3 separate regions of the Mus musculus genome follow, and regions 1 and 3 are each linked to region 2. A link is a loop called in an ENCODE intact Hi-C map of the cell type or tissue named here. Cell type or tissue: heart. All regions are shown on one strand. Each heading gives the region's core, and the rest is flanking DNA. Links, peaks and the distances in the headings are about the cores only.

The links. A loop is a pair of places that touch in the nucleus more often than their neighbours do. Peaks named below come from ENCODE experiments on the same cell type or tissue, not always from the same donor. Only the 100,000 strongest peaks of a DNase experiment are listed, where the experiment ranks them.
Region 1: a loop joins it to region 2, with 7 times the contacts of the local background. A loop is called at or near these places in 11 of 42 quality-filtered maps.
Region 3: it touches region 2 in a loop (5-fold over the local background); 22 of 42 quality-filtered maps call a loop at or near these places.

What each region holds. Positions count from the first base shown.
Region 1 is chr11:20,472,633-20,480,728 of GRCm38, forward strand. All of the region lies in intron 2 of Gm39607 (a long non-coding RNA gene), which reads left to right. Gm32142 (a long non-coding RNA gene) reads right to left here and starts at 5,749. Exons shown (of 2, transcript XR_872285.2): 1 at 4,345-5,749; 2 at 3,776-4,256. In heart, for the core only: a CTCF peak has its summit at 4,601 (motif pointing right); a DNase peak (open chromatin) is centred at 5,019; H3K4me3 peaks cover 491 bases; H3K27ac peaks cover 760 bases.
Region 2 is chr11:20,539,095-20,547,190 of GRCm38, forward strand. It overlaps a transcript of Sertad2 not described here. Among named protein-coding and RNA genes, the nearest start is that of Gm32142, 65 kb to the left of the region's middle. In heart, for the core only: a CTCF peak has its summit at 3,735 (motif pointing right); DNase peaks (open chromatin) are centred at 3,777 and 3,877; H3K4me3 peaks cover 2,850 bases; H3K27ac peaks cover 2,332 bases.
Region 3 is chr11:20,626,753-20,634,848 of GRCm38, forward strand. Sertad2 (SERTA domain containing 2) reads left to right here and starts at 5,225. Exons shown (of 2, transcript NM_001038625.1): 1 at 5,225-5,521. In heart, for the core only: no CTCF peak of the experiment used is centred there; DNase peaks (open chromatin) are centred at 5,039 and 6,049; H3K4me3 peaks cover 2,687 bases; H3K27ac peaks cover 3,069 bases.

The DNA.
Region 1 (8,096 bases), core at 1,928-6,927, 66 kb before region 2:
AGACACCTAGTAATCAATAGCATCAGCCATTGGGTGAGTCCCTTGGAGTGGAAAGATGGACTCTTTCTCAAGGAAATGCTAGTAGGCTGGAGCTGAGCAAGGAGAGGTGACCTGGATGACGAGGGTCTCTTTACATACTTTTTTTTTTTTGTACAATGTAAACTAATGTAGACAAAGCAACTGGTTTTGTGCCTGGCCTGGATGATTGTATAAGGTCTGGCTATCCACTAGGTGGCATGGGGAAAAACATTCCAAGGACAGGGTAAGTCAAAAACGTAGGCTTGTCTTTTGTTTTTTGTTTTTCTTAGAATGGACATCTTAGACCAGAGTAGAGTTGATATGAAGAAATAGCAGGAAGTTAAGAATTGACAAATTGATTTTTTTTTAAATTTACTTCCTGGCTTGTTTTAATTTGATTTAATTTTATGTGTATGAGTGCTTTGCCTGCCTCTATGTCTGTGTGCAGCATGCATGCCTAGTATCCACAGAGGTCAGAAAAGGGCATCGGATCTCTGGGACTGGAGTTATAGACATTTGTGAGTACCATGTGGGTGCTGGAAACCAAACCTCAGTCCTCTACAGGAGCAAGAAGTGCTCTTAACTGCTGAGTCAACTCTCTAGCCACTACAGATCAATTAGAGTTAGCTGAGAATGTATGTTCCTACAGGCAGAAGAGAGCCAGTGAACAACTAACAGATGGAAAACTAAAACTGGATAATTTCATAGTTATGTCCATATCCCTCTTGCCCTCTGCTTCAAAGGATAGCCTTGGCTTTACATTCTAATCTATTCCCACTTCTTTTTCTCCAACAGACATTTACACCTTCTCTGCATAAACCATGCAGGCGTCAGGGAGACTCCAGAGTGGGTCTGGCTGGTCTGCCCCACCGAGGATTGCTCCTGGTTGAGCATGTGACTCAGGCCTGGTCTACTTCTGAGAAAAACGACCTAGTTTCTCAGAGAAGCACCTAAGAATAGAGGGTCTTTCTTCTTGCGCAGGACACCTTCATATCTAGAGGTGACCTGCTTGCCATGAGTCTGAGAATGTAGACAATAACAAAGGCAGCATGGCAGAGAGGAAAGGGCTGTTTCTTTGAGTTACTCTGAGCCATGGCATGGCATCTGTCTTTTTCCATAGCAGAACCCACTGTTGTGATTTTAAGCCAGGGTGAGTCAGGGTTCTCCTTACTTTTGTTCCAAAATATCCCCTTGCTTTCTCAACAGCTCCTGAAATCCCTTTCCCCCAGTAAGCCTGCTCTCTAGAGGACTCACAGAAAACCAGTTCTATAACCTAATGATGCAGAGGAAACCAGGGCCCCATCTCAGGGTTCTGGAAAGATGGGCCAGAAGTTAAGAACACTTGCTGCTGCTTCTGCTTCTTCTTCTTCTTCTTCTTCTTCTTCTTCTTCTTCTTCTTCTTCTTCTTCTTCTTCTTCTTCTTCTTCTCCTTCTCCTTCTCCTTCTCCTTCTCCTTCTCCTTCTCCTTCTCCTTCTCCTTCTCCTTCTCCTTCTCCTTCTCCTTCTTCTTCTTCTCTCCTCCTCCTCCTCCTCCTCCTCCTCCTCCTCCTCCTTCTCCTTCTCCTTCTTCTTCTTCTTCTCTCCTCCTCCTCCTCCTCCTCCTCCTAAGAATTTGCTTTATATGTATGAGTGTTTTGCCTGAATGTGTGTATGTGTAGTATGTATACACCTGGTGCCTGTGGGGTTCAGCAGAAGGCATCAGATCTTCTGAACCGGAGTTACAGGTGTTTGTAAGCCACCATGTAGGTGCTGGAATCTACAAAAGCAATAAGTACTCTTAACCAAAGAGTCATCTCTCCAGCCTCTATATTGCTGCTTTTGCAGAGGACTTAGGTTCTATTCCCAGTACATACGTGATAACTCACAACTCTAGCCCAGGGAATCTGACATTTTCCTTGGGTCTCCAGGGGCACCAGGCACACTGGCAGTCTACATACACACATACTCACATATAGGCATAAAAGAAACTTTTGTTTTGAAGGGCTTTTCTATTCTTATTTTATGTCTGTGACTCTTTGTGTGATGTATGTCTCTGCACTACATGGATGCAGTATCAACAGAGGCCAGAGGAGGGTTTTGGACCCCTTGAGATAGGATTTACAGACAGTTATGGGTTGCCTTGTGGATGCTGGGAATTGAATAGGGATCCTATGACCAAGCAGCCAGTGTTCTTAAGTGCTGAGCCATCCCTCTTGCCCCAAAATAAAGTAATTTTTTTTTTAAATTAAGAATGGACTCTGGGAGGCCGGGCAGTGGTAGCGCATGCCTTTAATCCCAGCACCTAGGAGGCAGAGGCAGGCGGATTTCTGAGTTCAAGGACTGGTCTACAAAGTGAGTTCCAGGACAGCCAGAGCTATACAGAGAAACCCTGTCTTAGAAAACCAAAAAAAAAAAAAAAAAAAAAAAAAAAAAAAAGATGGACTCTGACACTGACTGCTCTTCCAGAAGTCCTGAGTTCAAATCCCAGCAACTACATGGTGGTGGTTCACAACCATCTGTAATGAGAGCAGATGCCCTCTCCTGGTGTGTCTGAAGTCAGCTACAGTGTACTCATATACCTAAATTAAATAAATAATTAAAAAAAAAAAAAGAGGACTCAAATGGCAGCTCAAAGACAATTTTATTAGAATTTAACAGAAAAACTTCAGGGCAGGCCAACTATAAACTTCACTGGCTGCCCAGAGGCCAGGAGTAGAGGCAAGAAGGAGAGAGCCAAGCTTGGAAGCTGGCATAGAAGTCAAGCACTTGATAGTCAAGCAACCACATGGTGGAGGAAATGTTTTAGAGAAAGAATAAGGAAGCTAAACTTGTTAGGGAAAGCATGTTAGGAGAAAAAAAAAATACCCCAGAGAAGGGGTAGGTTTACAAAGCTACATGACTGAGCTATTGTGAGAGAGACGCGTGTTCTTTACAACAGGATAGAGTGGAAGGCACAGTGTCTTAGTAAGCGACTAATTTTTTATCTATCCTTTAGCAAGATTTAAGTGCTCCTATCTTCCTAGAGGTGGTTCCTCGACAAATGATCAGCCCAGCACGCCTGGAACGCCTGGACATTACTGCCACCTAAGCAGACTCTGCCTGAAGGTTTTCCTTAGTGGCCTTTAGCACCATTCTTTCCAGTCCCTCCCACCCTTGCTGCCTGCCTTACTCCCCACCACCGTCATCCATGAGGCACTAGCACACTCTGAGTCAGCAGGTCTCTACTCTTGCTGTTCCCACCCTTGAGTTAGATAACTGCAGGTTCAGTCTGTCGTAGACCCAGGAACTTCGGAATTACAGACTTTCCCCAGAATTGCCTTAGGAGAGCTAGAGTAATGGCCAACCTCACCGTGAGCCAGTGGGGCTGCTAGGGAAAGACCTAATAAGGGGATCACTGGCCATTAGAGTATTCACTATCCACTGAAAAGGTCAGCTTAGGAACTTTGGGAAGGTCATGAAACACTTGCCCCTTCGGAAGGGAGACGATAATTAACATTTCTCAGACCACGAGGCAGGAACAGACCTGTGGGTGGGGACACATTCCACAGGACTGACCATTGCTCATCTTCAGACAAGGGAAGTCATTGTCACCTCATTCCCTAAAGACCAATCAGTTTTAAGGGTGTACTGTTCCGCCAATCATATTGTGCTTAGTTGCTGATGCTCTATTCTGCCCCTGGAAACCATATAAAATCTCACCGAATGGGTACTGGGGGTCACCGCCTCTCCTTCGGGTCTGGGACGACCCCAGTGCACTGAAACAATAAATTCCTCTTGCTTTTTGCATTGATCCCAGCTCCGTGTGGTTCACTCAGGGGTCCCCTGGTAAGCTAAGGCTCCCCGGAGTGACACCACCATTTTTGACTAGCGCTTTCTAAATACTGTGTAAATCTCCTAAAGACTCGGTAGCATCTCCATTTTCTACAAGACAAAACACAAGGGAGGTTTGAGTGAAATATCAGGTGTGAGGGAAGGGCAAAGTCCTGGGAGGAAAGGGAATGCCATTGTGAGACTCTTACCCTGTGACCTCAAATTTAGGCAGATTTCATCCTCCCCAAAAAGGAGCTGAACTTCAGGACAGGGGCTGGAGAGAGGCTCAGCAGTTAGAAGCACTGGCTGCACTTCTAGAGTTTGTGGGCTCAATTCCCAGCTCCCACATAGTGGCTCACAAAGTCTGTAACTATATTTCCAGGAAATACAACATCCTCTTCTGACCTCTGAAGGCACTAAGCATGCAGGTGGCGCATAGACATACATGCCTGAAAAAAAAAAACACCCATACATATTAAATTAAATTAAATTAAAATTAAAACAAGCCAGAACCATGCACAAGTGTGTTAGCAATACCAGCACTCGGTAGCCTGAGGCAGAAAGATTGCTGAGTTTCAATGCAGCCTGGACCACAGTGAAGCTGTTTAAAAAACAAGATTCTCAGGACTAAAGCCAGGCTTGGTGGTGCACATCTGTAAATCCAGCACTTGGGGACCTGGACTGTTTCCGGTTCCAACGAAACAACATTGTGAACAGCAAACTCAGAACCAGTTGTTTTGTTGTTTTTGTTTTTGTTTTTGTTTTTTCTGGGCTTCTTCAGCTTGCAGTCTTCTTCACTCCAGGAGGGGTCAGTAGCAAGCAAAAGGTGACCTGGCTTCTGGGTTTACCATCCTGTTCTTGGACGGGTGTCAAACGAAAACACTGGGCCTCACAATTGCTCTTTCATGAACGTCTCTGCTGGCAGAGTCTTCGGTGAATTTGGGGCTGGAAGCTGACAGCTCCTAACCTCTCTTCTGGCTCCGCCTTTCTGGCGTCGGGAGACTGGAGGTGGGAGGTATGGGGACAGGATCTAAAGTCTCAGGAAGAGGGGAGGCCGGGAAGGAACTCCCTGCCCTGCACACCCCTTTAGTAGGCTCGTCTGTAAGTCAGTGCCTGTAGGGCGATTGTCATGTTAATTATTGGCCAGCCAGCTTCGGGCCTGGCAAGCCAGCTCAGCAGCCATGACTCATCCCTTTCCTGCTGAGGCTTCCGAGGAGCCCTGGAGGCCCTGTTGGGCACACCCCTTAAATGACACGTGCCCTCATAATTTCTGGGAGTGTTGCAGCCTGTGCGGATGTGTACCTCGAAGTGGACTCACCATCAGCTGAGCCTTGTGTGGGTGTTTCCTAGCCCACATCCTGTGCACTATTACTTTCTACCCATAGTTGGAGGAAAATCCGGACCAGAGAAGATGGGCCTAGGGCTCATCTCTAGCTGCTCACTGTCTAGAGAGAGGGTAGGAGGGAGGGAGGGAGCAGGGACAGGGCCTGAGTCAGTGAGAAGGGCAGGGTGGCACCACGAGTGGGTGGGGAGGGAATGGCTGGAAAGATACCAAACATGGAAAAAGCCTGCAGATGCGGGACCGGTGTCCTTATTCCTCCCATCCCCCAGGTCTGTGGGCTGCCACCCATTTGCCAAAAATTCCAGAGCCATCTTGAGATGAAATAGGATCAACTTTATTTATTCTTTTTCCTTCTCTCTTCCTTTCATTAAGTTGTTTTGTCCTGTATTTAGCTTTGAGGTGTGTGTTTTAAGGAAAATATTTTATTTGTTGTTTTTTTTGTTGTTGTTTTTAAATTACGGGGTCCTGGATTTTCTTGGTTTCTGAGTAATTGCAAGGGTTATTGAGGATTTGTATTGGCAACACTTTCAATTCTTTTCTTTTTATAATTGAAAAACATTTCTGTATTTTGATTGTTTTTTCCTCTCTGGCAATTCCTCCCAAGTCCTCCCAACCTCCCTACCCACCCAACTTTATAGTTTTTTTCTTTCCCTTTCAACAAAGAGGGTCAACCAACCAACCAACCAACCAAACAAGCAAGTAAAACTCCACAAAACCCCACAAAAATCAAAATAAACAAGAAAAGACTGATAAAGCAAAAAATAGCAAAACAAAACAAAATGGGAAAAAATCCACAGAAATACCAGGGAGTTTGTTCTGTGATGGCTAGCTACTTCTGGTGTGGGGCCTGCCCAGAGTCTGGCTGATAGACACAGTGAGATCCATTGGAAAAAACGGATTTTTCTTCTGCCAGGGGATGTCAGTTGCCTGTAGTTTCTTCGTTACAGGTGAGACCCGAAGTCCACTTCCCCATTTGTTCTCAGAGCTGGGATCCTGTCTGGCTTGAACATGTAGGTCTATGTAGGTCTTACGCATACTACCGCAGCCTGTGTGAGCTTCTTTGGTCATCAGTCTTGTTGTGTCTGGAAGACATTGTTTCCTGGTGGCCAACCATCACCTCCAGCTCTTACAATAGCTTCTTGAACTTCAAAGGAAGGAGGGAAATGTTTGCATCAAACATCCTATTTAGGACTGAGTGCTCAAAGTCTCTCACTCTCTGTACATTATCCAATTGTGGGTCTGTGCTAATTCCCATCTACTGCCGGAAGAAGTTTCTCCAATGAGGGTTAAGCAAGACACTGGCCTATGGGATTAGCATTATGTCATCAAAAGTAATTTTATTTAAATGTTTCTTTAGCATAACAATTATAGTAGGGTTCCCCCTAGACTGCGTTTGTCTTTGATGGTAAGGTGTGTTTCTTGGATGTAGCAGAAAGACAAATCTAGTTTTCTAATCCAATCTGTTAGTCTATGTCTTTTTATTGGAGAACTGAGGTCATTAATATTGAGAATTATTAATGAGCAGTGTTTATTGATCCCTGATATTTGTTGTTATGGTGGGGTCTTGGCCACACATACTTTTGATTTACTCTTCTGGGATTATTTATTCCTGTGTCTTTGGGGGTATGGCTTACATCTTTAGACTAATGTGTGCCTTCCAATGACTTCTGTAGGCTAGATGAGGAGAAAGTAATTCTTTATATTTGGTTTTATTATATAATGTTTTCTTTCTTCTTCTATTGTAATTGGTAGTTTTAATGGGTTTGGTCTCTCAGAGTCTGTAGAACAACTGTCCTTTCTAGTGTCTCAATTGAGAACTAAAGTGTTATTCAAACGGGCCTGCTCTTTATACCTTCCTTGGTATTTTCCCTTGCAGCTTTTAATATTCTTTGTTTTGTACAATTCATGTTTTGATATCTTGGTAGGTATCCTTTTTTGGATTAGAGAGATATATTTTTAATATTAATTTTAATTTTAATTGTATGCTTTTGACCTGAGTTTTTTCTTCTTCTCTCCTTATTATATGTAGGTTTAGTCTTTTTCATAGTGTCCCATAATTCCTGGATATTTTATGCCTGGATTTTTTTTTTATTTTAGATTTAACATTTTCTTTGTCTTCAATACCTGAAAATCTCTTCCATGTCTTATAACCTTTTCAAGGTTTACCTCTGAGGTTTTGTTTGCCATTTTAAGCTAGGTTTATTTCTAGGTTTATTTCACTTTTTTCTTTTCTTTTCTTTTTTTTTTTAAAGATTTATTTATTTATTATATGTAAGTACACTGTAGCTGTCTTCAGACACTCCAGAAGAGGGAGTCAGATCTTGTTAAAGATGGTTGTTAGCCACCATGTGGTTGCTGGGATTTGAACTCCGGACCTTCGGAAGAGCAGTCGGGTGCGCTTACCCACTGAGCCATCTCACCAGCCCTTTTATTTTCTTTATTGATTTTTATTTCTATTTTCATGCCTTGGATTGTTTTCCTTACTTCATTCACCTGTTCGTGTCTCCATGGTCTTTACTAGGCATTTGTTTACATCTTCTTTGAGGTCCTTGACCACATGTTCTCACTGAATACTTTACTTAAATTGTTTTTTGTTTTTTTTTCAGGGCCTGTTGTAATAGGGCTACTGGCTTCTAGAGAAAGCATATTGCCTTGGCTATTCATGTTTGCATTGGGATCTAGGCATCTGGGGTTTTGATATTTGAGGTGTCTTTTGGTATAGACAGATTTGGCATTGACTTTTCTGGGAGGATGTTCCCTCTTTTGGTTGTTTTTGGTCAGTCTGGGTTCTAGGTGGCTGAAAGGTTGCTAATAGAAAGAGTGTTTGTGGGTTGGCATGTGACACAAAGGAATGGAGATGAGCTAGAGGAAATACTGAGAGGTCATTAGAAAAGAGCTAGGAAGACCAGGTCCACACCAAGAGATGGGTTACCCAGGAGGTGGGGGT
Region 2 (8,096 bases), core at 1,718-6,717:
TGGATTCAGCAGAGGCAAGCTTTTAAAGCAGCAGGATCCACAGCCAGCAGGGGTTATTTGGGGTGTACCTTTGTGGGAAATGACTGTTTTCAACTTGCCTGTGGAGGAGACAGTCCTAACCTGACAGCGCACGGGGAGAGTTTAAGCAACACTTTTGTCGCCACCCTGCCTTTGCTAAGCAGCACCCGGAATCTATCCCCAAAGCCCTTGGTGATGCTTTCTCTTGTCCGTCAGTCCTGATATCAAAAGGGAGCAGCACCTGCTGTCTAACCTGACTCCCACAGCTACTTCTCTCCCCTTCCATCCAACTTTGAAGAGGCCTCGTGTCTACTGCTTGCTTCCTGACTCATGATGGATATTGCAATTGCATCAGTTGCTTCTCACTGTGGTCATGATCAGCACCAGCGGCTTTCTACGAGGTGCACACATGCATGTAAGTAAACATATTTGGGCTAGTCTTGAAATAAAGCTTTTTAAAATCCTGGATTGCTTGACTGTTTCTAACTTGAAAACAGGAGTGGGCAGAAGAGGCCATCTTAGAGGAGCCGCTTAGCTGCACTCAGTCTTTAAAGTTAACAAAGGGAGCACTGGGAGATGGAGGGGTGGTCCATGGCAGCAGAAACTGTGGTGGATATAGACATACACACTACACATTACACACACACACACACACACACACACACACACACTTGCCTCTAATCTTTACCATGTGTCACTTTAGAATTCTGTGCCCTCCTTATTCCAATATTTCTTAAAGTGTGGAAGGCCTGCTAGATTCCTGCTTCTCCCCTCAGGCGTGTGTGTGTGTGTGTGTGTGTGTGTGTGTGTGTGTGTGTGTGTGTGTGTGTGTGTGTGTGAGATAAAAACCTGCTAACTCATTTGAACTAGAGATGAATCTCAATAGCATCAGTAAGTTTGCCCTAACTATGCTTCTATAAGCAGTGTTGTGGCGAACACCTTCCACTGCCAGGTGGGACCTCTACAAAGTTAATAGTTCCAGGAGTTCTAAAGGGAGGCTTATTAAGACAGGAAGTAAACAGCCAGGCAGCGATGGCACATGCATTCTGAGAGGCAAGTAGATCTCTGAGTTCGAAGTCAGCCTGGTCTACAGAGTGAGTTTCAGGACAGCCAGGGGTACACAGAGAAATCCTGTCTCAAAAAAAAAAACAAGACAGGAAGTAAACAACTCATAAATCTCAGAAATCCCTGAAACACACCAGATTCACAAGACTTCTCCCTCCCCAAGGTTATGAAAGCAGTAAAGTCTGGGGAAGAGAGAGACTCTTTCATTTAAGGAGCTGCAAGCAAACCATGGGAAAAGCTCCAGTATTTCAGCTTTGGTGAGTTGTCACCCATATTGGGGTGGACTTTCTGTGGCATGACTGCAAATGAGTAGTCCATGTTCTGTAAGTAACCCCAGGAAATTCATTGATTCAGTAAGTTGGCCCTTTGTGATACTTAGCTTTGCCCTGGGTAATCAGACATTTGTTTCTGTCTCCCCAAGAACAGCAGCACACAGCACTTTCTACTCAGACTTATGCACAGCAAATACGCAAGTGATCACAAAACGATCATAAAGTAGAAGCCAGGAGAGAAATAGATGTGAGAGGAAAAAAGAATAAGGACAGGAAGAAAGAGAGGTGTCTAATGAAGTGGTTAGTGTGTCAATACTCAAATCACCTGAACTATTGCTTAAGCAGCAAATAACCGATAGACCTGAGGGGAGACCCAGGAATCTAGCAGGCCTTCCACACTTTAAGAAATATTGGAATAAGGAGGGCACAGAATTCTAAAGTGACACATGGTAAGGATTGGAGGCAAGCCATAGCTCTTCCACCACGAGATTGCTAACCCTTATTTGGAGATCTTTCAGAGTCAAAATCTGTTCTTAGTACCATTATGGTATATACAATAATTCACTACATTTACCTATCTATAAAATGACCTCATAGAAGAATATATATATATATATATATATATATATATATATATATATATATATATATATATATATATATCTAGCTTCTGGAGAGATGGCTCTGAAGTTAAGAGCACTTTGCTGCCCTTGCAGAGGACCCAGGTTTGGTTCCCAGCACACACACAGCTGTGAGAGCAGCTTTCTTTGACTCCAGGGGATCCAATGCCTTCTTTTGGCCTTTATGGGCACCAGGCACTAACATAGTACACATAAATAATAAATACAAGCAAACACTCATCTGCATAAAATAAAATGTAGTACAGTAACCCAGATTAGGAGTAGTGGAGTGTTTTGTTTGTTTTTGCCACAGTGAGGGATCCAGCTAACATTGTTCACCTTGTACGAATCACTAGGCTGACAGTGAGAACACTAGGTCCCCTGCCCTGTATAGCTCCAGTGTAGTTTCAACACACGAAGAGAAAATGCATAAATGAGATGTGTGTTGCAAGAAGTTGCTGGCATAGTTCATTTTCATTAGTAGATTCTGGACCAGAAGGTAATCACGGAGTCAAGCTGTGTCACAATTAAGCTCCAGAAAGGTCTGGGTCCTAAGGTGAGCACAGTTAAGGAAAGCCCCAATGTGACCAGAGTAAACATTTGTCTTCATTTTTATCTTTTTCCCATTTTTAGAGCACTGTGGATTTCGGTTATCTCGGGATGAGGGTGGAGGTGGGGGAGTCTCACCCACTTCAAGACCCTAAAGCAACATTGTCTCACCAGTACTTGACTTATTTCAAAAGTGGGTGTTGGGTATTCCAGTATATTTGAATATGAATGCAACTGTTTTAAGCCCCAGGAAAACACCTCTGAATCCAGGAAGCCAAGAAGTCAAGGCAGTAGGGATGAAACAGGTTTAAGGGCCAGCCTGCGCTACACAGCAAACACTAGGACAGCCAGGATCAAGTATCGAGACTCTGTCTTAACAACACCAGAAACGAACAATGCATTTTGTAGGTAAGAAGATGGGTTTTGCCAGCGTGTTTGCTTTTTGGGGGGGATTTCTTTCAAATCCTAATGCATAACAATGGGTTAAAGTCTGTGAAGTGATTACTGGACAACAGCCAAAATATCGAGGCACGCCATAGCTCCTGGGAATGAGTACTGAGTAGGTGCACTCTGGCACTGCCTTAGGGTTCAAGGTGAGGGAGTGGGAGAGTGCAGAGGGACGTTTGGAGAAAGCTAAGATACACGCGTACTGCAAAGCCCGAACAGAGTCGTTCACACCAGTTTAAGAAGTGCCTTTTCCAGAAACCCAATAAAAGAACATGTGTTCTGAGGAGCTGTTTCAACCTGTCTACACCCTAGGCGACTTCCCCCACAAAACGGGCAAATCCTGGGCCAAAGTGATTGCCACGCCTTGCGTCTTTGGCTCCTGAAATCCCAGAGCACGTGCCCACAGGGGCTGTTTTAGCAGTGGACACTATGGACGCGGATCAAGTTTGGATCGTATCCACTCCGAATCGGTCCGCCCTGAGAGTGGGCTTGGCCGGCAGGTCCACTGGCAGGTTTCGCAAGGGGCCCGCCCGCGCGCCCCTCCAGCCGGTCCAGGGTTACGCCGCCAGCTGCGGTGCCCCGCCCCGCCCCGCCCCGCCCCGCCCCGCCCCGCCCCGCCCCGCCCCGCGCGGCCCGGCTCTCACACGGTTACTTGCGTGACTGACTCGGGCCGGGCGGGCTGGAGGACCGCGCGGGAGGAGGGAGCCAGAGCGCGGGCCCGCCCGCTCCTCACCGCCAGCCTCTCCTCCTCATTGGCCACAGGCCGGCGTCCATCACCCCCAGGTGGCGCTCGGATTGGCGGAAAGCGCACTTCTAGAACGAGGAGGGCAGAGTGACTCCGCGGGTCTCCCGCGGCTCCTTTTCTCCTCCTCCTGCTCAACGTCCACCCACCTCTCCCCACCCCCATCACTTCCCCCGCCCGGTGCTCTACAGTGTCCTTAGAAGACTCATTGGGCCAGGGGCGAAGCCAGCCACCTAGCGAGCCTCACTGCCATTGGTCTATGATCACGCCCGTCACGGCGGTACGCCCTGCCACTGGGCAGCCTCGCTGCGCTCCCGCCCCGCCCGCCGCCTCCCTCGCGGCTCTCCCCAGCCCCCTACCCCGCCCGCCTCGCCGCTCCTTCCCGGTCCAGCTGGGCGGGGACTGCCCTAGGACTCTTTAAAGTCTGTGAGTCACTGCACAACCTATCAATCCAATTAAATGTCTTGAGCGAGCCGAGCGGGCGGTGCTCCCCGCCGCCGGCCGCCCCTGCTCTCGGCGCCCCGCTATCCATGGCTGGCTGGCTGTATTCCTCCCGGTGCGCCCTCTTCCCGCATCTCGCCAGCCTCGGCAACTTCCCTTCAGCTAGCCTCTGCCCCCAGGCCGCCACGGCATGGGCTAGACCCCGAGCCGCTTCTTGCCGTCTCCCGTCCAGTCCGTGTGCGGTATCGCCCCTTTAGCCTGTCTCGCCCATCCCCGCCGTTTCCCCGACAGTCAGTCCATCCCTCGGTCGGCTTTCCTCCGCGGGGCAGCGGTGGAGGACCAGCGGGCTCCGTAGGAGCGGGAGCCCCCACCCCGCTCCTCCTCCCGCTCCTCCGCGCTCTCACTCGTCGGGATCCCCGTCCCACACCTAGGGACGCGCCGACCGACGTCCTCTCCCCGCGGCCGTACGACCCGCCCGGGGGCTGGACCCGGCGCCCACTTCTTCGCGGAAGGTGAGTACCGAGTGGGGTTTGGGGTGGGGTGGTCTGAAAAAATAAATAAAAAAAAATGTGGTGGCCGGGCCACTTTTGGGCAGGGCAGGGATCAGGTTGTGGCTGGAGGTTCCCGGTCGGCGTGGATGAGGAGGTGACTCCCTCCTTCCCTCTCTCGCTCCCCCTCTCCACCCCCCCTCCCCGCCCTTGACACCCTCCTTCTCCTGTCTTGCTGTACATGTAGGTATTGCCAGACTTCCACCAGCGGGGCATTATGCCGCCTGTGAAATAATTGGTGCTGGCATGCTCTCTGTCTTTTGAATGCCTAAGTGAGCAGTAATAGTCTGCGATGTGATCTGATAGACTGAGTGCCCCGCAGAAAGTGTAAAAATGCCTAATGGGGGCACATTTTCCTCTAAATCGAAGTTAACTTTCATTCAATAAAGGCAAAGCAAAAGGTGTTTGTAATTTGAGTGCATGGTGATAGAGGAGAATACTGGTTGCCTAATGGCTTAGTTTTTATTTTGAAGCAATTTTATAGGTTTTCTTGTGAAAAAAAATGTGAATTCAGTATTAAAGGTTCTGAAGTCTAAACCTGTTGGAAGAGAGCAGGTGAGAAGGGACTCCAGCATGGTATGTCCACTTCGGTTTTCTCTTGCTCTAGGGAGGCATTGCAACGCAGAATTCTGTCTTCGTCTTTATGCACAGAACAGCTTAGAGGTTGTTTCTTTGGGTATACAAATTTTGTGTTCTTGACTACTCTTTAAGCAACATTATTCTACAGAATTTCTTCAGTTTTTAATTTGGTTTCTCCATCTTAAATGCCTCCGGACTACGAATACCCACCACTACCTGTGTCACGAGAGTCTTGCTGTATGGATCTTTAGTATTTATTTTGAGGTGAAAGAATGATAAGAAATGGTTACTCCGAGTTGGCTTCCAGGGTTGCTGTTTAGAATTCATTAGTTTTAAGTCGCTATTACCCTCTTGAAATGGAGTTCTGCAGTAGTTGTCCACAAGATTTAAATTAGGCCAAACCAAACATATTTTGAAATATTAAAGTACAGCAAAGACCTCTTAGTAGTTCATTTTCTACTTCTCTTTCAGACTAACCAGAATAAGTTGTTACTAAATTTAATTTTAAAGAATAGACTGTTCCTGTACTGAAATCTGCCAAGTTGCTACAGAAAGATTTCTTTTTAAAGAGCAGAAATGTGGTTATGATCAGTCCAAAGTGGTGAAGTTTAAAAGTGACTTATATGTAAATGTTGCTTTAAAGAAGCACTTGTCACCAGCTTCAAGACCTTTCAGTATATTTCAGGAAGACCTACACAGAGCCTTTTTGAGTTGTTTAATAAATTTGCATGTGACTTTTTTCATGAGGCTGAAGCCTCAGAGCACAGGGCATCCTGCTGTCTGAATTTGAATTTTGCCAGTATCTTTCCCTCACTGGCTCTGTGACCTTGGACAAGTTTAAAATAATCTGGACCGTAGTGGTTTTCTCCAGTTGTTTCTCCAGAAAGGCTCCTCTTTAAAAGACCTCCCCTCCCCCAAAGATGAATAGAATGCTCGCCATCACTGCTGGAAGACAGGTATCTGCATAGACTTTCAGAGTGAAGTCACAGGGGCTGAAGAGATTGCTCAGTTGGTTGTCCATTTTCTGAACTCAGATTCTCAGTACCCACAAAAATGTGGCAGCCTTCCTGTAATGTCAGCACGGTGGGGTGGGGTGGGGGTGAGGCAGTGGAGACAAGGACTGTTGGGGCAAACTAGCTAGTTAGACTAGCCAAATTGGCAAGCACTGGATTCAAGCAAGAGACCCTATCTCAATAAAAGATGGAGAAAGAATGCAGCAGATACTTGATGCCAACCTCTAACCTCTCTGTGTACGTGCACATGCACGTGCAAAGATACAGGAATACTAATAAACATCCACTTGCCGTACACACAGGACAAGGAGTACAGCTCCCTCCAGAATCAGGCTGCTAGTGCCCATCAGGTGCCCGTCTGCCAGGGAGGCTCAAAAACCAACCAACCAACCAACCAACCAAACTAAACTCAAAACAAAATGCAAAGAGAGAGTTTTCAAATCAGGTTCTGTAGGTTCAAGTCTTAGTATTTTCTTTTGCCATTTGTGTGTCCTTGACCAAGTTACCGTTAGTTATTTCATCTAGAAAAGGAGGACAGTAGCAGCACCTACTCCATGTTGTTATGATGAGAGCAGATAAGCTCATATGTGCAGAGGTTCTGAAGTGTTTGGGATATCTTCCCGAGTTTAGCTCGTTTTTTGTTTCTTGTATACAGGTGACTTTTTAAAAGAAGTGTGTTTGTTTTGTTTTCCTTATTGCACTAGGAAATCAAATCTAGGACCTTGCCTATGTAAAAGTAAGTACTCCACCACTGAGCTGTATTCTTAGCCTCAGTAGTATATTTTTTAATGAAGGTAATAATCATTGCTGTTAATAAAAGAAGACTTTTATAAATATTCCTGATGTTTGAAATAGAGTTTATATAAAGCTTTAAAGAAATTCTATTATTAGAAGCCAGATATGGTGGCACACACCTGTAAGCCACCAGTAATCCAGAGGTAGAAACAGGAGGATTCCTGCAAGTTTAAGGCCATCTTGGTCTACATATAAGGTTCTATGGCAGCCAGGACTTCATAATAAGCCTTTTTCTCAAAATCTCTTCAAAAAGGCTACATATAGCTCAGTTGTTAAATCACTTATAAGCATGAGGACCTGAATTTGATCCCCAGACCCCACATTAATATTTCCTTATTTTATGTATACGAGTATATTGTAGCTGTCTTCAGACACACTGGAAGAAGGCATTGGATCCCATTACAGATGGTTATGAGCCACCATGTGGTTGCTGGGAATTGAACTCAGGACCTCTGGAAGAGCAGTCGGTGCTCTTAACTGCTGAGCCATCTCTCCAGCTCCAGAGCTCTCATTAAAAAGCTGGTTCTGGTGAGTACACGTGCAGTCATAGTACTGCAGAAGCAGCAACAGGCTGCTGTTCTCTGGCCAGCCAGCTTAGCCTACTTGGCAAGTTCCAGCCCAGTGGGAGGCATTGTCTCAAAAACAAAGTAGATAGTGCCTAAGCAATGATACTTGAGGTTGTCTCTGATTTCTGCATATATGCACACACATGTTCATGCTCACCTGCACACAGGAATATGCACACACACACACAAAGGAAGGAAACTCAGTTATTGGGCAAGACATACTGTATATACCTGTAACCTTGGTACTCAGGAAGCTGAGGCCAAATGATCAGAATTTAAGGGCTAGAGGGACTATATAGTGCGACATTGTTTTTGAAAAATGGCTTTGCTTCATTGGATGAGTTGAGTTGTCTACACTCTGTCACTTTTGTTTCTTTTTGAGATAAACTCTCACTCTGGTCCAGGCTAGTTAGTGTCAAACATGCTTAGCCTCCTGAGTGC
Region 3 (8,096 bases), core at 1,928-6,927, 88 kb after region 2:
CTGGCTCTCCTTCTTCCTGAGGAAAAAGCACCTGCTCAAAGTGTCTTCTGGCTTACAGAGATCTTGAGTAAAAGGTAGGCCATGCAGTCGTGAGGTCATTTTTGTGCCTGGGTGTCAGCTTGTTGAAGAGTTTAGTATCGGGCCCTCCTGAGTTCCTTTCCTCTTTGTAGAGCCATGGAGAGCTGCACCTGCCCTTTGTGTGGCCCAGCAATGCACTATGGGGAGAGGCAGGTGGGCCCATGTGAGAAGCCTTGGTTAATGTCCTGTTTTCTCTAGACTTTGAAACCGGAAGATGGCTTGAGTGATTGTCTGACCATGAAAAGTTTGGAGGGACATGTCTTATTGAAGAGAACAAACCCATCATTACCATTTAAATTCTACTTCCATTTAAAATTGTGTGAAGGTGGATTTGTTTTATATTCTTCTAGACAAGCTGAGCAACTTACAAAGCATTTGTGTCTTATTTTCAGTCCTAAACTTTCCCCACAAGCTTAATGAGAAGGAAAGTTCCCTTTCAGAGACTCCGAGACTCCTAGAAAGGGTTCCAGAAGCCAGAGTCCAAAGTACTATTTTTGCCAGGTAGAGAAGCAAGCTTAGCCATGCCAGGGGTCTGATACTGCCTCCCAGTGCTGGGGCTGAGGAGCTAGGCTCAGAATGATCTAACACAATTACCCAGTGCTTGTTTCGCTAGATCCCATGCTGATCTGAGGTCTGTGAAGCAACAGATTAAGACTCAAAAGCCACAGATTGGGCTAGCTAGGTGGCTCAGTGAATGGGTGTATTTGTTGGGCCAGCCTGAGATATCTGAGTTTAATCCCTGGATCCTGTAGTAAAAGGAGAAAACAGATTTCCAGAAGTTATTCTCTGACCTCCATATGTGGGCCATGGCATACACACTCACATACTTCTCTCTCTCTCTCTCTCTCTCTCTCTCTCTCTCTCTCTCTCTCTCTCTCTCTCCCTCTCCCTCTCCCTCTCTCCCTCTCCCTCTCCCTCTCTCTCTCTCTCTCTCTCTCACACACACACACACACACACTACTTTTAAGTCACGAATTCATCAGTAATAGCGTTGTAAATCTTTGAATTATTTGTAAAGAATCTTCATCTCACCTAGTTGGTTGCTAGGACAAGAAAGTCCTAGAGGCTGGCCCCTTCTGACATTAGTTGGCAGTCTGTGGAATCCAGATGTTCTGAGTGTGTGAGAAGAGTGTTCCTGCTAAGAATTTGGCGGTTTATAGACTCCTCCCTGTGAGAGTGTGTGGAGACTGGCAGGTAGTGCTATATTGAGAAATGGGAAAGCTGAGGGTTTTTTTTTTCCCTCAAATGTTGTTTTAAAGATTGTGTTCTGTGCTAAGATTTAGACAATGTCAGAATTTTAGAAAAAGAAAAGGCCTAATATTTAATATTAATATCTAATACTAAAAAGAAAGACGTGTGTGCAGCATGGCTGGCAGCCATGACCTCAGTTCATAACAGTGTGGTACCTTTCAGAAGACGATCCCTATCTTAGGGCTGTAGCTCTGCCTGTGTGAACTGAGCTGTGGAGGAGGAGCAGGGAAAAGGCCTGACACAGAGGGCAGTGCACAGCTTGCAGGAGTACAGTAGTTTATTTGGTCACTGAGCACGAGGAAGGCTTTCCTCTCCATCACTCACTATATTAGCCATCTGCTGGCCTTCACATCCACAGCAATCCCTGCTGGTCACAGAAGGGATGTGAATTCCAGAATTTGACTTTAAAAATCTATCCCAAGTTTTCTGGTATTAGGGTAAGTCTACAGCTGATATCTCCTATTTTCCATGAAAATCTATCTAGCCCAGTTTTTTTTTCTATACAGTGGTTTCATAACTGAAACATTTGTCCTTTTTGACTTTATAGATGATTGCTAATATTTCAGCTTCAAATCTAGACTAGAATTAGGTTGAAAGAAAAATTGAAGTTTTTGAAGCTTGTCTTTGTTTTCAGACTGTGGGTATAGCTCAGTAGTTGAGCCCCACACCCTGGGTCCTGTCCTCTCTACACACAAAACCTCATACATAGATACAAATAAATAAATAAATAAATAAATAAATAAATAATCTTTGTTTCATGGTTCATATATCTGACTTGTTCCTTGTGTTTCTCTGACCATGCTAATTAAGTGCTAAAAGCACCCTTCGGTTAGTGCATTACTCTACTAGTCTGTAGGTCATACATAGCATTTCAAAGGAGAAGTGGGGACTGTAAACTGGTATCCAGGACTCAGCTGTGTGAGGAGACCTCTCTGGATGAGCTCATGATTTCAGAATTTTCAAAATTTGCTGTCACAGTTCTGTGCTGAAGAAAAGAAATGCTTCTCTTCTCCCTAAACTGATGTGTTCGTGATAGTTAAATGTGACCTACTAACTTGTGATGGAGAAGTTCTGAATTCTTGATGAAGCCCTAAGATTAAGATTATTTTAAATGGACTTTTAAAATGTATAAACCAAATGTACAGGTTCACTTAGCATTTATTGATCATTCTGTAGAAGTAACTATTATTTTTCTCTATAAAGAAAAAAAAAATCTGGCCCAGCCTGATTGTGTATACCTTTACTCCCTGCAGAGGTGGGAGGCGGGGGCGGGGCGGGTTGCGGGGGCAGGGGAAGGCCAACTTGGTCTACATAGTTCCAGGACAGATGGAGCTATGAAAAGAGAGCCTGTTTCAAAGTAAAAGCCTTCAGTCTTTGAGTATACCTCAAAAGTTCAGGGAAGGTGCCCTGAAGAGATGGTACCGCAGTTAAGAATACTTACTGCACTTGTAGAGGACCCCAGATTGGTTCCCACCACCACAGGCGCTCACAGTATTCTGTAACTCCTGTTCCAGAGGATCTAGCACCCTCTCTGGCCTCCATAGGACCAGAGCATGCACATGGTTCCCAGATACACCCTTACTCGTAAAGTTTTTGTTTTTGTTTTTAAGTACAGGGCGATCTTCCTTTATCTTTAAACGTCTCAGATTAGGCAGGATTGGCTAGATTGCTGTGCCTGGCGAGAAGGAGCAGGGAGACAGAAGTACCTGATGTTGGACCACACTGGCAGCTGTTGACGCTGCCACTTCACACTTTGACTAATTGGTCAGATATACCAGATTCTAGAAGTTGGTTAAGTGAAATTGTAACTCATGCACTGATAAGCCTCTAAGTCTTCAAAAATAGAACTGTGCGATATCTCACCCCAGAAGCAACTCTGGGCTGCTTTCCTCAGAACTCAGACTTTTAGGTAAGCATACATAGAACATAGACTTCAGACAACATGTGTTCGTTCTGTTGACACACTAAGATGTTATTTTAATTTTGGCTTTCCTTTTGTGCAGGAACACTGTATTTGGGTAGCCATTTGTTAAAAAATATCCAAGTGTCATAAAATTCTGTGTCTTTTTGCAAACTTCAATTCATGAATAACAGTTTCAATTCATTTTAAATTCAACAGAACTAAATACCTCTGGCCTCCCACAAAGACATCACAGGAAGATTATTGTAGCTACTATTTCAATGGCGGTTTCTTAAAGTGAGCACTCAAAGTCTAAGTGAGTGGGTAATTAGAGCCAGGAGGGGTTAGTGCTGTCTCCAAATGCAGAACTCTAGAAATGAAAACCATCTTGGCTCTCCAGCAAAATGTGTGAAAGTTTATGCCACTGAGCAAGACCTCATACTCTATGCGATGCCATTTTGTGCTATTATAATGACTTGCCAGAGAGATATACAATTAGCTGATATTGGTTATACCTCATGAAACATGTATATGAGATTTTGATAATGCCAAGGATTTGCTAAAAACAAACAGCAACAACAACAAAAACCTTTTTACTTCTCTAATTAATAAAACCTGACATTGTCTCCTTTACCGTTTAGCACACATCATAATAATAATTATTATAATTATTAGAGACACATTCTCACTATTTAGTCCTGGCTGGCCTACAACTGCCTATGTAGACCAGGCTGACCTTGAACTAAGAGAGATCTGCCTGCCTCTTCCTACCTAGTGTAGGGGTCCTACAACTGGTGATGGCTCATATTTAATTTTGATAGGATCATCAACTCGATTGATAACAAATCATTACAGAACAGTTTGAGTTGGAATAAATTTGTCTTGATGTTTAAGACCTTTATGTTAGGTCTTAAAGCTTTATTGTCCTTAAATACAACTAGTGTCATGGACCATTAAACAGCAAAGTGGTCTGAAGAGAAATTATTGATTGGAGTGGCAGCCAAAATTTTAAAGTGCCTGAATTTCTTTTGTAATATCTTTATGTAGAATGCATATGCCATTTTAAAGGTAATGATAAATGTTCCTGTTGAGCTGTCCCTGGCCTCTTAGTTCTCTTAAATTCGAACCACTTAGGCACATGCTAATACTAAGGACAATATAAAGCTCCTTGCTAAGTTTGAGTAGTTAAAAACATTAAGGATTTTTTGTTGTTTTGGGGTTTTTTGTTTTTTGTTTTTTAAATGGGAAAGATAAGGCTATCAGCGTGAAACTTGTGGGCAGAGGACCACGCCTCCAGTTCCCTGTGTTCTCCAAGCGTGGTCTCCCTCTGGTTGGCTGCATGGTCTCCATAAAGGATGCAACTCTGGTATGTCCGACCGACTCCAAAGGTACTAGTTGGTGACTCATTTCAACTTCTGTCGTCAGCTCCACACGGAGCCCTTGGCCCCTCCCCCCATTCCCATATCTCCGAGGGCCATTGGTGGACCCTATCCTCCCGCCAGCCGGCCCAAGTGGCCAAATAGCTCGGATGCCTGTCATATTTGTGGTCGCGCTCCTCTGCGGACTGTGCCAGCGCTGCCGTCTTTGTCATCACCCACTCTGTCATGTCTGTTTTCCAGTATGTGGGGGCCATTAGTGGTAGTAGTGGCGGTCCGGCTTGGGCGCTCCCATTTCTACCTCTCCTATTTAGCTTTCAGTCCACAGAAGAGGCTGCATAAGCTTGGTGTCTGTCCGCCGCTTCCTGAGAGTTCACCCTGAGGGAATCTGCATTTATGGCACTTGGGCGGGCCCGGGGCGGGCCCTGCGAAGCTGAGGCGGGTCCGGACCGGCTGGAGGCGGGGCCTACGGAGATCTGGACCTGAAGGCACGGGTGGGCGGGACCTATAGTAGGAGGTGGGAGGGGCAGGGTGGGGCCTATACTGCAGGGGCGGGGCTGGTGGGGCGGGGCCCGGCCAGGCAGGGGGTGGGGCCTACGGGGCCTGGCCGGAGCTCGCCAGAGGCTCGCAGGCGGACGTCACTCCCGCACGGCGAGTGCTGGAGCACGAGCTGTACCTCTCTCGGCCCGGGCGTCCACTCCGCCCGCCTCCTGCTTCCTCCAGGCTGCCCGCCGCCTCCACCATTGTATAATGTTCCCGACTCGCAAGCAGAGGACGCCGGAGTCGTAGCTCCGGCCTCGCCGAGCTCCCTGCTACCGTCGGCCCCGCGGCGGGGGCGCCCCGCATGGAGCGGGCATAGCTTGAGGGGTGGGCGGAAACCCCTCCGATGCGTTAGCTCCTGGTGGACCTGCTTGTGGTGAGTTCCGGGCCGAGCTGGAGGCTCCCCGGGGTTGGGCTCCGGCGGGCGAGGGGCGGTGCTGGGCTGGGCCAGGCGGGAGCCCAAGGCAGCGGAGGCCGGACCGGGCAGGTTGGGGAGCACCCGCTGGCCGCCTGGAGACCCCGACTGTCACGACCTGGGGCGGGGTCCGGGCGGCAGGGGCCCGGAGCTTTTGCCGTCACAGCTGGTGTGTGTGTGTGTGTGTGAGTGTGTGTGTGTGTGTGTGTGCGCGCGCGCGCGCGCTCGCTGTGGTGGCTCTGGTGCTGAGAACGTGCGAGACTTTTTTTTTTTTTTAAAGATTCCGGTTGCTGGCAGGGAGGCTGCTTCACTTTTGAGTTCCGTGTCTGGGTTTGCATCCAACTTGCTATATTGTGTTTCGAGAGTTTCCCGGTGGTTTTGCGTTAAAACAGTTCTCTTCACCCTCTTTTCTTCCGTGCCCAAGTGAATTGATTTTGGATCCAAATGTTTATTAAACTTAATGCCTTCCTGGTTTTTAAATTAGAAATCTACAAGTCATCTTGGTGTTAACCGCCTATGACGGGGCAGAGGGGGGGCGGTGCTGAGGGGAGCCAGCTGTCCCGACGCGTAGACTTTGTACCATTGACACTGGGCACTTCAGAGGACCATTGCGTCGAGAGAAAGTACTGAATTGTTCATATTTTTCTTAACTATAAATTGTCTTAGCTTTAGCCGGAATGGTAGCAAATCAGTAGAGTTGAAAATTGAATTGTAAGTTTCGCAAAGCAGTGAGACTGTTTTAGAATAACTTTTTGCTCGCATCTAGGTAGTTTCAGGAGTAGAAAGTCGGTTTTGCAGGCACTGAGTGGAGGGCAGTCAGCAGGGACAGACTCAGAAACGGCAGATTTTATTTAAGTAGAATCAGTCAAACCCTAGCTGGCTTTCAGGAACAGTCGTTGTTTTCAAGCTTTGTTCTTGAAACGTGCTTTTGAATTCCTAGTATTTGTTAAGAAGTGTTCAGAACCTATGGAAAAGGGCCTGGAGGTTGTAGTCACCAGTAGGATGGCCCAGGCCCTAACTGTTCAGAATTGCTTTTTGTAATTTTTGTGACTGGCAGGAATGAGGTGGGCCTGGGCTCCACTTAACCTCCTGGAAGGCTCCACACCAGAGAGCCCTGGGTCTGCTGCTGGGTTAGTTGCTTACCCAGTGGCTACTTCACCAGAGCCCTTTAATATCATAGTATCCCGATTTGAGGGTGAAGTTATTAAGATTTCAACTCTGGCATGAGCAAGAATAATTGTGGATCTTTACTTTCCTGATAATTTTATAAAAATTTCCTTTATTTGAAAATACACATTGCTGGCCTGGGTTGTGCTGGCATACACTTACAATCCTAGCACTAGTGGATCTGTAGGAACTCAAGACTAGCTTGGTCTACACAGTGAACTCAGGGCCATCCAGTGATTGTGTTCAGGTTAGGAAGGGTTTAAAATGATGTCTTTCCTCTCCTAATTAAAATACGTTCAACTGTTATGTATGCTTCGTGGACTTGGTAGCTCACCTTCCCTCCCTCTCCACCCAGGTCTGTTCCTTACTTTATTTCAACAGGTAGGGACTCACATTTTATAGTAACTCACTGTGTAGCAGGAGGTGTCCTAGGAATAGTTTTATTGTCATGCAAGTGTCACAGACTGGTAGGTAACAGCTGCTCAGGCCAGCTTCTGATAAAAGAACTGAGAAAAGAGTTAGACTCAGATTTAGAAACTCTCGCCCATTGCTGAGTTACCCTACATAACAGCTTTTTAAATTTAATTAAGGAACAGAAATAGAAATTTATCCAGTTACCACAACTAAACAAAGTGGACATGACAAACAAGCATAGTTTTTTTTGTTTGTTGTTTTTAAGTCACTTAAATTTACCAGTGATAGCTGACCCTTATTGGGGGGGAGGGCGCATTTTAAACAGTACTCCCATGGTAAAGTAAAAGTTACATAGCTCTAGCGTGCCTTACTTAAAATGTTCCACTCTAGAAACTAAGAACCGTAGTAAGATCTGCACCATTTTACAGCCTCCTTTTGCTGTGGTTTCTTATTAAAGAACAATAGGAAAAGCATGAGCAGTTAGTTTGGATTTCCAAGACAGGGTTTCTCTGTGTAGCCCTGGCGGTCCTGGAACTCACTCTGTAGGCCAGTCTGGCCTCGAACTCAGAGATTGGCCTGCCTCTGCCTCCCATGTGCTGGGATTAAGGGCACTGTTCAGCCAAAGTATGAGTTTTAATTTTATTCATGTTTTCAAAATGAAAATCACTTAGCCAAAATTATTTAGATAAGCCTGGTATTTAGAAGGGTGAACTTGAGTACACTTAGAGCATTTCCTACACTTAGCAGTTGTGGATGTTTTTATTTATTGTCTTTGCATATTGTATAGAGTGACAGTGCTAGTCAGTGAGGGGGGGAGGGATTGGTGGGGAGTTTCTGATTGTTTAGTCCAAAGGTCAGACCTATGCTGAAGATACCAGAGGCCCAGCTTCAGTTTAAGTGAGAACGGCTTGGTACTGAGAGCAGTGCCAGCCTTCACACACCTTCCTTTTATAGA